2 separate regions of the Mus musculus genome follow, and region 2 is linked to region 1. The links are chromatin contacts, found by Hi-C or POLR2A ChIA-PET in ENCODE. All regions are on one chromosome and are shown on one strand. Each heading gives the region's core, a stretch centred on a gene start or an enhancer-like site at or near the end of the contact. The rest is flanking DNA. Distances are from core to core; before and after follow the strand shown.

Region 1 (6,691 bases), core at 1,432-3,931:
TGTGGCCTCTCCAGAGACACCTCTGCTTTGTCCTCAGCAGGCCAGCCTAGAATTATTCTTCTGGCAGTAGCAGGAACGTGGGGTTTAGGGGAGGAGGGCAAGGAGGAGGAGGAAGAGGAGGAAGACACAAAGCTTCATAAGGCCCGCCTGGAGCTGGCCCCATCACTTCCACTAAACACTGTCTGAAGCAAATCCCCACGCCGGCTCCCATTCACTGGATAGGAAATGGCACCTGTCTCTCAGAAGAGGTGCTGCAAGAGCACACGGCAGAGGCTGAGGCTCCCGAGGAGAGGGAGAACTAAGTGAGCTCTGCGTGTTGTTCATCATGGAGCTCCGAGGCTGTTAAGCCGTTGGCAGGGGCTTGAGAGACATGAATCGTCCTTCTGTGTTGACTGACATTTCTAGACAATGCCAGTCCAGAAATAGTCACCGCTTTTCGCTATTTTAGCAATAATTTTTGTGTGGAGGAAGTAAAAGGACCATGAAAAAAGAGTTTTGGATGGCCAACCCCAAGGGTCAGGACTCTAGATCTGTGCACTCCAAACAGTGTTCTGTGGGCCCCCAGGGCATTGTAGGGAACGGGTGCTTTGTATAAACGCCAGGAAATGTGGGCTCCCACCGGATTCAGGATAGATCTATTTTCTGGTTTTCCTTTGAAGACAAGCTGTAATGCTTTGAAAAATAAAAGATTTGAAGTCCCGCAGACTAGGAAAAAAAACACACACACAAAAAGACAACAGTCTTACTAATGTCCACTCTAAGGGACCTTGTAACTCAGTGTCCTGGCGAGTATTATAACCCCAAGTTGCCCTTTATCCAAGGCCAATTCTCTTGACTTGCTCTCTACTCCATCACTGGATTCAGGCTGCTAGGATCACTGCAGCCTGGCTTATAGAGGAATCTGAAGCAATCAGAAGAGATTTTCTTAAAGTATCATCACCTCTACTTTGTGCTTCTCCGGGATCTTATTTTTTTCTTGTAACTGTGTCCAAATACTTAACAAGAATGCTGAACATCAAATGGGACATCTATATCAACCCAGCCCTACCCTGTCACCCACGCCCCAAGGCTCAGGGAACATCACAGAGGAGGATGGGGGGGGGAGCTCTGTTTTATGCTGCCATCTGGACGTGATATGGCGACTGTACTTGTGAACTTACATCTGCTGTCCTTACCTGCACAGGATCAAACCAGCCAGAGTTTCCCAGGTCCCGCGCCTTACTGAAGAGCTATTAGCAGTTGATAGTTGCAGTAGGCCTCTGGGCAGAGGGCCTGGAGGGTTAAATGAAGGTTTCTGTATGTGCTCTGCAGTTAGTGATACAAGGTACAAAGAGGCTGCCAGGTGTTCCTGTGACCATGGGCCAGATGTATGGTTTCCCGTGGTGATGGACTATATATCCTCAAACTGTGAGCCAAAACACCCACCCCCCACTTAAGTTGTCCCTCCCCCCCCCAGATATTTTGTCACAGTAATGTGAATCAATCTTCCTTAAGGATGTGGCCCCACTATACATAACTCACTATACTTAGTAGGTTATGACCAAAGACATGAAGTTGAGAAGGAATCTACTGGAAAAGGATATGGAAAGCCACTAAAGATCCACTTCCTCCTTCTAGACCATGGCCCCTATGGGCTCCACAGTCTCCCAAAACAGAGCCACCAGCTGGAGACCAGGTGCTCCAGCACATGAGCCTATGAGAAAATGTTTACATACAATCCGTAATAGCCCAAAGCAAGAGCCTTCACCCTCTTGAACTCCGAATCTCAGTCCTTCATGCATATCCTAGTATATCACGTCCCTGTGAATCTGGCTTATCCAGAACCACAGACAATCTTATTGGCAGTAAGCAGGGCTTGCTTGGTGGTCGGCTCCGGGAGCAGAGCTGGGTACACTCAGTGTGGCAGCTGCCTAGGAGGAAGGCTCACTTCCTGGATGATGCCTCAGCTTGCTTGGGAGCTGTATCTCCTCCTCCTCCCAGTGTGTTAATTCCATTTCTTCCCAAGTGAGTGTTTTTAGGACATGAGCTAATTATAGTGTCTCCTAAGTCTTTTGCAGTCTGTTTCCTGTTCAAGTACTGCATTAGTCACCAGCAAGAGTCCAACAAACTCCTGTCCCTGCCTGATCTCAGCCACTTGGAACAAGGGGACTCTGGAGAGACTAGGGACAGATCCCAATGGGGAGATAGGACGAGGGGGCTAGACACTGGCTGGGGGGGGGCAGCGGCACAAGGGAGAGTCTCCTGTGCCCCATCCTCTGTGGCCCTCTTGGTCCTGGAGTTTGCTCAGCTGCAGAGGCTGCACAGCATCTCCAGTCAGCTGCATAGTTTTGCTATTACTTGGTGACCTATTTGCATCTTTGCTGAGGATTTCCTCTCAGGCCATATACGGTGATTTCACTGCCTCACAAACGGAGGCTTCCTGCTGCAGCAGTGCTCAGGATCCTTCGCACATGTCCCATCCTTGCCTTTAATTTAGTTTGTGCAAAACAAACAAACAAACAAACAAACAAACAAACAAACAAGCAAGCAAACGCCTTCATACTCAGACCTTCCCATGCATGGCTGGTCCCAGGATCTAACCAGTTGCATTTGATGGGAACTCCCTGCCTCGCTGACTTTTGTGCTCACAGGCGCATGAGCAGCTCCTGCACCCAGGGAGGAAGAGGAGACTGGGCCAGGGTTTGACAAAGCTCCACCTCCAAGCCCTTTTGCTTTCCTGTGTCGTTGCTCCTGCTGTCTCTGGCCTGGAATGAATACCTTGGACCAGGTGTCAAGGTATCCATTGCCAAGACTCTCCATAAGGCCACTGTGTTGCTTTGGCTGTGACAAAATGCTTGACAAAAACAACTTGAAAGATGGGCCCGTTTATTTTCATTTTGGCTCACTCCATCATGATAGGGTGAGCCAGCTGGTCCAGCATGTTGCATCTGCAGTTAGGAAACAAAGAGAGATGAATAGCTGGGGTTCAGCTAGCTTTCCCCTTTTTGTGCAGTAGGATTGGTGCCATCTGACATCAGGGCGGGGCCTTCCCACCTCAGTTAACTGTATCTAGAAAAGCCCCTTACAGACGACACACCCAGGGGGTTGTCTCTTCAATTCTATGTTCTGGAAAGCTGACCATCAGTATTACCCATCACAGCCACCAACATCTTCTGGCCTCCTTGACTGTTTGACCCACCTTTAGCAATCCCTGGTGAAGGAGGGGAGAGCAGGGCTTCCAACCTGAGTCCTCCAGGGACAAAGGAGGGACAGGAAAGGGGAACGTTCTAGTTGAAAACCACATCTTCAGGTGGCCAGCATTCTAGAGACTAAACTCATTCGAAATTGGCTTTACCACTCCCCAGTCACCCCAAAAGGGGACTTGTCCCTTGAACAAAGCTTCTGGGAGCTGTGGAGATGGCTCATTCCACGCTGTCTCCCTTGGAACTTTGGCTTCTGATGCCAACCTCGGGTGGGCCAGGTAAGTCAGGGAGTATCTGATCTGTACCAGGAAGCTTTCTGGAAATGCATACTAAAAGCGAGCCTCTAAGAAGGTGCCCGAGCTCGCATCATCCTCTGTTCCCATTTGGAGCTGACATGCAATGGGTACCTTGAGGTAGACAGGATGGAAGAAAGTGGGTATGAGCCTCATTTGCCAGCCACTAGCTTGGGCTCAGACATCCCCGGGCTACTCCTGAGCCGTGGTGCATTCCAGCAATCTGGCCCAACTATTTTTATAGTCATTTGGTTTCCATCCTAAGAAATTTGTTACAGACCGTCTGCCCACAGAGCATACACGATTACATCCTGGGAAGGGCAATAGCCCAGAAGACGCCATCAGGGGTGGCTGAGTCAGGCTTAGTCAAAGATAAGCTTGCCTCTGCCAGGGCTGAGGACCAGGAGACCAAGTCCCAGGGGAATGGGATATTGGGGAGAAGGGGTGTGAGCACCCAGCACAAACTCTCTCTCCTTAGGGCTACAGTTGTAGGTCTTGAAACAAAGAGCATCTGAAAAAGATTACCTTCAGCTAAGCTCCTCTTTCTCTTCCTCCTTCCTCCCCTTCTCCTCTTCCGTCTTCCTCCTCCCTTCTCTCCCTCTTAAAAGAAAAACATCAACCCCCCCCCCAGCTCCTCTCCCACAGACACCCACCAGGCAGTAGGGCTGAGTTTCTTCTACAAACTTCTTTTTCAGCTACCCAACATAAGAGCAAAGAAGGATGGTAGAGATAACTCGGCCGGCCAGCTGTTCCTCTTGAACAGGGGGGGCCCTGAGAAGTATCCCCAAGACTGCTAGCCCATCCCCTCAGGTGACTCTCCAGACAATCCCCAGCCCCCATCAGCTCTGCAGCTGGGCAAAGGATCGCAAAGGCTCCTGGCAGACAATCATTTACCAGGGAGAATGCCCCATGGGAAAGGATTTCTTCTTGATTACATAGACTATCTCCCGCTCTGTTTTTCCAACAGTGACTCACCCAGGAGTCATCAAAGCTGCTGATGGGGACCATGCCTGTGCTCCTGCCTTAGCTTTGATCACGATTGCATAACTCAGAGCTCAGAAACTGGCTCTAGCTCTTCTGTTCATCCCAAAACCCAAGACAGAAAACGACAAGCCTGAGGGTGGCATTAGCATCAAAGCCTTTCACTTAAATGTACAGATGGGCATGGAAGTGTCAGTGAAAGCCCATAATACCAGCCCTCAGGAGGCAGAGGCTAGAGGACTGCTGCAAGTTCAAGGCTGCTTTCTTCTACCTGGGAGGTTCCAAGTCAGCCAGGGCCACATAAAAGTACTGTAGTAGAGGCTGGAGAGATGGCTCAGAGGTTAAGAGCACTGACTGCTCTTCCAGAGGTCCTAAGTTCAATTCCCAGCAACCACATGGTGGCTCACAACCATCTGTTATGGGGTCTGATGCCCTCCTCTGGTGTGTCTGAAGACAGCTACAGTATACTCCTATAGATAAAATAAATGTAAATAAATATTTCTTTAAAAAAAAAAAAGACTGTAGTAGTTACTTTTCTGTTGTGGTGATAAAATACCAAGGCAACTTACAGAAGGGAACGTTTACTTGAACTTATAGCTCCAGAAAGAGAAGAGTCCATCATGGCGGGGAATTGTAGCAGCAGACACAATGGTCAGGACGCTTACATCCTCGACTGTAGGAGCAAAGCAGAGAGAACTAACCAGAAGTGGAGAAGGGTGTAAACTCTCAGAGCCTGCCTGAGATAGTTCCTCCAGCAAGGCTACACTTCCAAGACCTCTCCAAATAGCATCACCAACTGGATACCAAAGTGTTCGAACACCCAAGCCTATGGGGACATTTCTCATTCAAACTGCCACAGAGACCTTGCCTCAAGATAAAATAAAATAAATTTTAAAAAGAAAAATAAAATAAAAGGTATTCAGCCACATCTAAACACACCTCTGAGTGACACTGGACCTTGAAGGAAAGTGCCAGGCTCTCAGAAATTCTTGCTCAACAGACCTCTACAAGGGATTGCTCATTTGTCCTGTATTTACCGGGTAAGTACCAGTCTGTGGACCCTGTACTAGACAAGACCATTAGCATCTCTATATGAAGTCTTAAAACATGGCCCTGTGAGGCTGAGGAAGGGAGAGTGGGACACAGACCAAGGAAGAGTGTGAGGAATGGGAATTGCTGAGAACAAGGGCAAGTGGCTCGGGAGGAGTCAGTTCTACAGTGAGCCTTGGCCAGTGGCAAGCCTGGGGTGGGGGTGGGGGTGGGGGTGGAGGCGAGGCCAGATGGGGCTGCACGATGAGAGACCTCCTTCCCAAGATCTTTAGCATGGGCTTCATCACAGAAGGGTTTGATTAGGGGAGCTGAGTCACTGAGGGACCCAGCACAAAGCAACAGGGCTCATCTTGGCTAGCTTGGAGAGCATTCGTGAAGAACTGTTTACTGAGGGCTGACCACGCAGTATAGAACTGTCTGCATAAAGATGATGAGGCAAGAGGGGCTGAGGGAAGAAACAGTTACTGGGAGTCAGGGGAAGGTCACTTTGAGAGGAGCTGTGGCCTAGAATTATTACACTGTGAGGAGCCAAATTTTGACTCTCTTCTCCCTGACAGAATTGACTAAGCCCACCCAACATCAGAGAGGTAAGAATGTGAAAATGTGAAGCTGGAATCTAGCTGAGACCACAGCCTTTTCTTTTCTCTTCTCTTCTTTTCTTTGTTTCTCTCAGACACAAGCAGGCCTCCTACTGAGACTGCTCTGTGGCTCTCCAACCAGCAGACTCTCACCAGGGAAGTGAGTTTCTATATGAAGCAGGTATTAGTGGCCATATATCCTACTCCTTGCCCTATTCCCTGACCCCTTCCCTGCCTCCTGCTTGGAAATAAGAGAGCCATGCTGCAGGCTTACACTGTGAAATTTACCCCACACTCAGGTCTGAGAAGATTCCAAGCTTCTGCTTTGTAGACTCTGGTCTCTCTCTTTAGAGACCCCATCATGTAATCTGCTTCTGGTACTAGGTGCTAGATTAATTCTTTGCTGATGAAATGAGCCAATTCAAGCCAGATGGGTTGTATATAGGCAGACTTATTGGGAAGCTGCTCTCTGGTGAATTCACTGGCTCCAAGGATTGAGGCCAGGGGAGTCACCATGGATGTGGGGAAAGAGAGAGAGAGAAAGGGCACTCTTGGGTCAGGAAAGAAGAGACCAAAATGTCTGGATTATCTAGGGAAGAACCTCTAG
Region 2 (6,691 bases), core at 2,072-4,571, 170 kb before region 1:
TGAGACTGATCATGATTTCAAGCTCCTCTAAAAGATGGGAAAGGGACCCCCAGGACCCCAATTTATTCACGGGAGCAAGTTACTCACCTCCAGTGTCCTTATCCAAAAGTACCGCCCGCCATGCAGACACAAGCTAGCTTAGCATGATTCGCATCCATTTCCTTCCCCTTGCACACAAACTATCTGGCAAATAGATAGACCCCTGGTCTGCCTCAGAGGCCGTGGGACACCCGGCCCAGCCAGGGTTGCTCTAACTCTTGGCTTAGGAGCTCATTCTTTATCTACCTCCATCCTCTTCTCCCATTCTTGCTGTGGAGCTCTGAGATGGCCCAGCCAGGCTGCTTTGTCCTCTGTAGGGCAAAGGGACTGAGTGCTCCTGGCTAGCAGGTCCTTTTGTGCCAAAGGGGTTGAAAAGTAGGCCCTGGACAGGATTATAGTCTTTGTGCTCGCTGGGGCAATTCCTTGTGCGACTTTCTCTTGTTTTTGTTTGACAGCGGCGGCCTTTCCCCCTGATGGTGACGTTCAGTTCACTCTAAGCCAGCTCAATTGGAAAGGATGCCTATGCCCTATATCCTATAAGCCTTGTTCTGGGGCATAGGGGTTCTTGACTTTCGGGGTTGACATGATGACTGGGATTCCGAGTACTACTGCTTCCTAGTAGGAAGGACTCTGTCGTCTCAAAGTCTTGGAGCGCCCTCTAGGGGCAGCATCCTGCAAGTCTGAACCCATATACTGTTTCATTGGGCCCTAATCCAACCAGTTTTTAAACTTCCTTCCTTTTTTCCTCTCTCTCTTTCCCCCCTTTTACACATAAACAAGAACTCCTTTGAACTAGACCTTGCTAGGTCACAGAAATAACAGGTTCAAGCCCTGTCTGCACCTAGCATGACTGTTGCTTAAGACTCACACCCTGTATCCATTAGTAATGGAATGCTAAAGTCTCCAGGTCTGTCCCCGAAGTCCACCTCTGAGTAGTAGAAGTCTGTCTTGTTTTTTTTTTAGAACCCCTGTCCCTGATGTTTGCCAAGCTCCTATCTCACCTCATGCTGGGAGCTTGCTGAGGACTGACTGAGCGCCCTGACACTGGTGGTACTCAACTGTTGGGATGGCTTTAGCACCCAGGAGGACTGGCCTGAGAGGGATCCTAGCGCTTGTTGTGGGGAGACTCCTGGAAACCTTAGTTCTCTCTGTCCTCTCAGGTTTGACACCTGAAGGAGCTCAGATGATTCAGGTGTCATCTTAGCTTGTTCCCAGGTATGCAGGCCTGGTCTGGCTCCAAAGGTGGCCCTTGGCCCAGGTAGACACAGGAGAAGTGGTGAGTCTGGGGGTTGGTGGGAAGTGACTCATTGGCCAGGAATCAAGCTGACTCGGAAGGAGGAAGAGCAGAAGCCCAAGGCCGTGTTGGGTCAGCCTGGGCAGATGGAGGTGGGAGAGAGAACATGCAGACTAGGGGAGGCAGAAGAGGGTGATGGGGTCAGAGCAGGGTGGACCCTCAGCTTCTCACTCAAGGGTCCTGGAGGAATTCTGTTTGCTGTGTGACTGTGTGTGCATGGTCACTGTAGACACTGTTCCTCTTGTGGGAGCTCTGAAACTCACCCGGGGCCAAGATCTGGAGAAGAAATAAACTCTCTCTCTCTCTCTCTCTCTCTCTCTCTCTCTCTCACACACACACACACACACACACACACACACACACACACTTATATTCTAGTGCAAGCTGCTATCTTCTTGCCTTGGTCACAATGGCATAGAACCAAAAGCAGAGGTGGGGTGGGGTTGGGATCTAGTCCAGTTTCTGGGACAGAACCAAGCACCCGTCTCTCAGTTTCCCTTTCTCATTTCAAACTTGGAGCTCATAGCTGCTACAGCTCTGTGAAACTACAGAATCTTAAGGTGCTGGGATTTCCGAGTAGAGGGAGAGGAATGGAGAGTTCCCAAATCCCTCGGCAATGATTACAGCCAGCAGTGGAAATCAAGTCAAGCTAACAGTTTTCCTTGCCCTTGGATTCCAGGCTAGGCCAGAGAAGATACCATGTAAGGAATGAGCGAGACTGCCCTCCCCCACCCCTCCCCCTGCCCATGACTCACTGGACTGGAATCTTCTTCTCCAGTTCTGGTATTTGCTTGGAGTTGGAGACTGGAGGCTATGGGCCCGCTGCAGAGCTGAGGAGGGAGTAAGAGACCATTAGCTGTGTAGGGGAGGAATTTGTCTCCCATGGCTTACTCACCAAAAGTTAGCAGGAAGATGCTTAGGATGGGCGGAGACACTTCTTATCATAGTGTACTTCTCTGACCCCCCTCCCATTATTCATTAATTCATTCATTCATTTACTCACTCACTCATTCATACACACGTCCATAAAATAATTATATAGGAGGCTGGGGAGATGGTTTGATTCCCTGCAACCCAGATGAAATGCTGGGAGCAGGAAGGAAAGCCTTCCCCAGGAAAGGGCACATTAATGAGTTGCCCAGTGCTAACTGGTCAGGCCTGGAGACACATACTAGTAACACTATATAAACAAGACAGGTTATTTTTAGAAATATATCTGTATGATACAAATACATATATGCATGCAATAGCAATTAAGGAAAAAGGCCATGATTTCAAGTAGAGGAGGGAGAACTGTCTAGGAGAGTCTGGAGGGAGGGAAAGAAAAGGAGAAATGTTGTAATTAGATTCCAATCTCAAAAAGTAACCTGGCTGTAGAGGCATGTGTCTGTAATGGCGGTAGTCCTACAGTGAGATGGGAGAATAGAAACATCAGGAGAGACCCTGCCCCAATAAAGTAGAAAGTGAGAACTGACTCCTGGAAGTTGGGTTCCTGCGGAAGCACTTTTGCAGGGCCCTGTGTGCTTCCCCTCTGCCTGGCTGGGCCTTGAGCACAGGCACTGGCCGCCCCGAACCTCAGAACAGATGTGGCATCCAGCTGCATCCTGTTCCTGTGCAGGGCTCTCAGGCACGGGCCCCCGTGCTTCCATCATAGAGAAAGGAGGGGCGTGAGCGCACATGTGAGGGGCAGAAGGTAGAACTGGGAGGTATGGGGGAGGAAGAGACCCCCAGGAGGGGTCTGGGTGTGGGAGAATGAACAGGGAAGGTTCGAACACAGAACTCTTTGGATCCAACACCTCTCCAGTGAATGTTCTCTCACCTCACTTAGACATCAGCCCACCCCTGTGAGATCCCACCCCTGTGAGATCCCACCCCTGTGAGCTGACTTGAGCACTGCCATGCCAGCCACTACCTGGGTTTCCTTTCTCAGGACCAGAACCTTCAGCTCCTTAGGGTCTCTGCTTTAACCTCAGTGGGATAGTGGAACTGATGGCTCAAGTGCCCCACTGGTGGTAATAGGCCACGTAGGCATAGTTTCACCATAGTGAGGTCATAATATAATAAGAGTCCTAGGTCAGAGGCCCGGCTCCATGGGTTCTGTGAAGCTTGGGTCGAGACATGTCCCAGGAGGCTCAGGTATTTGAATGCTTGGGCACTGAGAGGGCTGGACTCGGAGAATGTATAGCCTCACCCTTCTTCCCGTTCACTTTCTGCTTTGTGTTTGCTATTGGAGAGGTGAGCTCCCAGCTTCTTGCTCTGGCCGCCACCGCTGCTTGCCGCCTGCTGTCAGGCCTCCGTGCCATGCTGGACTCTCATCCCTCTGGAACCGTAAGCCCAAATAAATCCATCCTTTTCTAAGTTTGTCCTGGCCATGGTGTTTTACCCATATGTCAAGCTTTTCCCAGAGAAAGTGAGCAGACGCCATTGTGAAAATGCAGGTTAAGTATTTTAAACACCACAAAGCAAGCATTTGAGCCCATCTCTGGAGTGCTGATGTGAGCTCTGGGTTTAATAGACAAAGATCTGGGTCAGGAGGCAAGAGAACAAAGTCCAGGTGGGGCTGGTTAATCAGTGTTTTGTTCTGGCTCTGCACAGTGACTAGAAGAAACATCTTAGTGCTTGAGAGAACAGGCCACGCCCTTCTCATGATCATGGAGGCTGGGGGTGGGCTGTGTGCGATCTCATCACCGTGACCGTTTGCCATGCTCTGCTGCTCTGAAATCTAAGGAGTGACTGTAGGTTAGAACAGTGACTGGAAACCTGTAGACTTCTTTGGGGGCCTGGAACAGGACTCTATAAGGGCTAAAAGTAAGCCAGGATCACTCTCTTCTTTATGCCTTCAACCTTGGCAGGTGGGAGAGATGGGGCGGGTATCACTTAGTTCAACACAGACGCTTCTGAAGTGATTGACACTCAGGAGTCTGGCCCAAAGCTTGGACAAAGACAGAAGCAAATTCAGGTAGAAAGGCCGGGTTTCCTTGCTCTGTATCAGCCTGTGGGCCCAAGTGAGCAGCAGCATTGGTCTCCTAATTTTGAGATTATAATATAAGCACATCATCTCTCCCTTCCCTTTCCGCCCTCTGGACTGTCCCATGTTCCTGTCCTTGCTCTCTTTCAAATTCATGGCCTCGGTTTTCCCCCAATAATTGTTGTTACACACACACACACACACACACACACACACATTCCTAAATATAACCTGCTCTGTTTGTATATTACTCGTATGTGTGTTTTCAGGGCAATGGGGTCTTGTGTTCTTCCCACTCTTTCTTCCCCTCTCAGCACGCCTTAGTTGACTCCAGTTCTTTGTGTAGGGTTGAGTCCACATGGGCTTTCCCCCCACCCACGTTGGCATGTGGATGTCCTAACTCGGCTTCCGTTTAGGTAGTCATGTTGGTGAGACTTCATGGATGTAGCATCTGACATGACTAGGAAACACAATCTCATTGAAAACATCCCAGTTCTCTGGATCTTACAATCTTCCTGCTCCCTCTGGATTCAGCACTTTTCAGCAAAAGAATCTGTCTGTCTGTCTGTCTGTCTCTTTCTGACTCTGTCTCTGTCTCTCCCCCCGCCCCTTTTTTCTTTCTCTTCCTTTGTGTTTGATATGGTCTCACTATGTAGCGCTGGCTGGCCTGTATCTTGCTGTGTAGACCAGGATGACCTCAGGCTAGCAGCAACCCTCCACCCTCTGCTTATCAAGTGCTGAGAATACAGGTTTGCATACCCACATCGGGCAAAAGAAATGTCTAAGTAACGTTTACAGCAATGGTTTATTGAGCAGTGTCAAACAGCACAAAGCTTAGCTGAGTCCCTTCTCTCAAGCTTGCACTCTGTGTGTACTACTACATAGTAGTATGTTTGCATGTAGGTTTTATGTTCGTTTTTAAAAATGTGTATGAGTATTTGCTTGTATGTATGCCTGTGTACCATGTGCATGCCTGGTGCCCTCAGAGTCCAGAAGATGTGTCATAGTCCCTGGAGCTGGCAGTACAGGCAGTTGTGAGCCACCATCTGAGGGCTGGATCCTCTGCAAGTGCTCTTACCTTCCGAGCTATCTCTCTGGCCCTACTCTGTGTTATTTTAAAGGATCACTGTTGGAGCTCACAGTGCACAACCTGTTTTGGGGAAAGGCGTAGAGGGCAGGAATTTAGCCAGATGTCATTGATCTGATTTCATTGTTGCATACTAGCAATGTTCTTCCTTCTCTATAGCTGTTGTCAAATGACCACTCAAAGATGAAGAAGAACTGACTTGTTTAGGCTGGCACAACTTGGGGACAGATTGCCCTCCTTAGTTGTACTGATTTCTGTCCACGAACTCCATGAATTAGATATATTCGCTTAGTGGCTTGGGCAGGTGCTGGAGCCACTTCATTCACACACACCAGCAAGCTGCCCTGCTGTGCTGCCTAAAGCGCAGGCATGCTGACCTGCATCGATGCACTTGGGATTCTTGTGCCAGTGCAGACACTTGATCTTGCTCTAGCCCACGGAGCCTGGCTCTGGGATGGTAGAGATTTAGGACCATGCCTTTGACGTAAGATTAATAGACACCACTGAACTGGGTTCTCATGCTTTGGATTTTAAGTGTCCCTAAAGGGCTAGCGTGTGAAAAGCTTGGTCCTTAGCCTGTGATGCTGGGGAAGGCGGTGGGAGCTTTAGGAGGCGGGGTCTAGGGCAGGGAAGCTGGGTCACTGGGCTTGGAGCTTTGAAGGACCTTGAGGATCTTTGCCCCTTTCTGGTTTTCTTTTCACTGCTGAGATGCCACCAGGTGAGCAGTTTTCTCCACCATGGTGTGCTGCCCCACCACAGGCTCAAAGGCACCTGGGCCAGGAGACCACAGAGACTGACATCCCACCACGGCAAGCCAGAGTCTTGCCTGCTTGTAAGTTGTCTATCTCAGTGTTCCCCCTGCTCCCTGTCCCCAGCAGTGGAACGCTGATCAAGACACAGAGAGTTTAAGGGAATGTTTTCTAGTTTCTGTGACACAAGGATTTAAGTTGCATCACATCCTCATCTTGGGAGGGTTCTAGGTTGAAGAACTAGGAGAGTATGGAAGGTTCCTTGGCATGCCAAGGCAGACCTAGAAATCTCTTGTTAAGCTAAAGGACTATCAAAGCCGTTATCTTTTCACATTTACTCATGTGTTATAAAAGGGTAAAACTGACTTTGAACTTTGAACTTTATACTTTGTTGAGACTGTCATAGACTATGGGGACTTTTGAAGTTAGACTAAATGTATTTTTTATTATGGTATGGCGAGGTATGGGCTCCACAGACTCATGTGTTTGAACAAGCCTATGGGGGTCAGGGGGTGGAATGTAGTGGTTTGAGTATGGTTGGCCCATGGGAAGTG

What was found. A loop is a pair of places that touch in the nucleus more often than their neighbours do. ChIA-PET counts read pairs that join two places held with the same protein, here RNA polymerase II (POLR2A).
Region 2: POLR2A ChIA-PET joins it to region 1 with 57 read pairs in Patski. The contact joins the promoter of Micalcl here to the enhancer-like site in region 1. A Hi-C loop is called at or near these places in 6 of 37 maps with a recorded cell type or tissue (gastrocnemius and heart). POLR2A ChIA-PET finds 5 or more read pairs at or near these places in 1 of 5 experiments (Patski).

What each region holds. Positions count from the first base shown.
Region 1 is chr7:112,200,126-112,206,816 of GRCm38, reverse strand. It overlaps Gm39070 (a long non-coding RNA gene), which reads right to left. Exons shown (of 3, transcript XR_001778349.2): 2 at 5,026-5,129; 3 at 2,825-2,927. Among named protein-coding and RNA genes, the nearest start is that of Gm39070, 3.9 kb to the right of the region's middle. Within about 2 kb of position 2,681, at least 1 of the 3 ENCODE cell types and tissues checked has a DNase peak (open chromatin) inside an H3K27ac peak, as active enhancers do; it is heart, where a contact is called at or near this core.
Region 2 is chr7:112,371,487-112,378,177 of GRCm38, reverse strand. It overlaps Micalcl (MICAL C-terminal like), which reads right to left and starts at 3,321. Exons shown (of 10, transcript NM_001381862.1): 1 at 2,809-3,321; 2 at 2,089-2,163.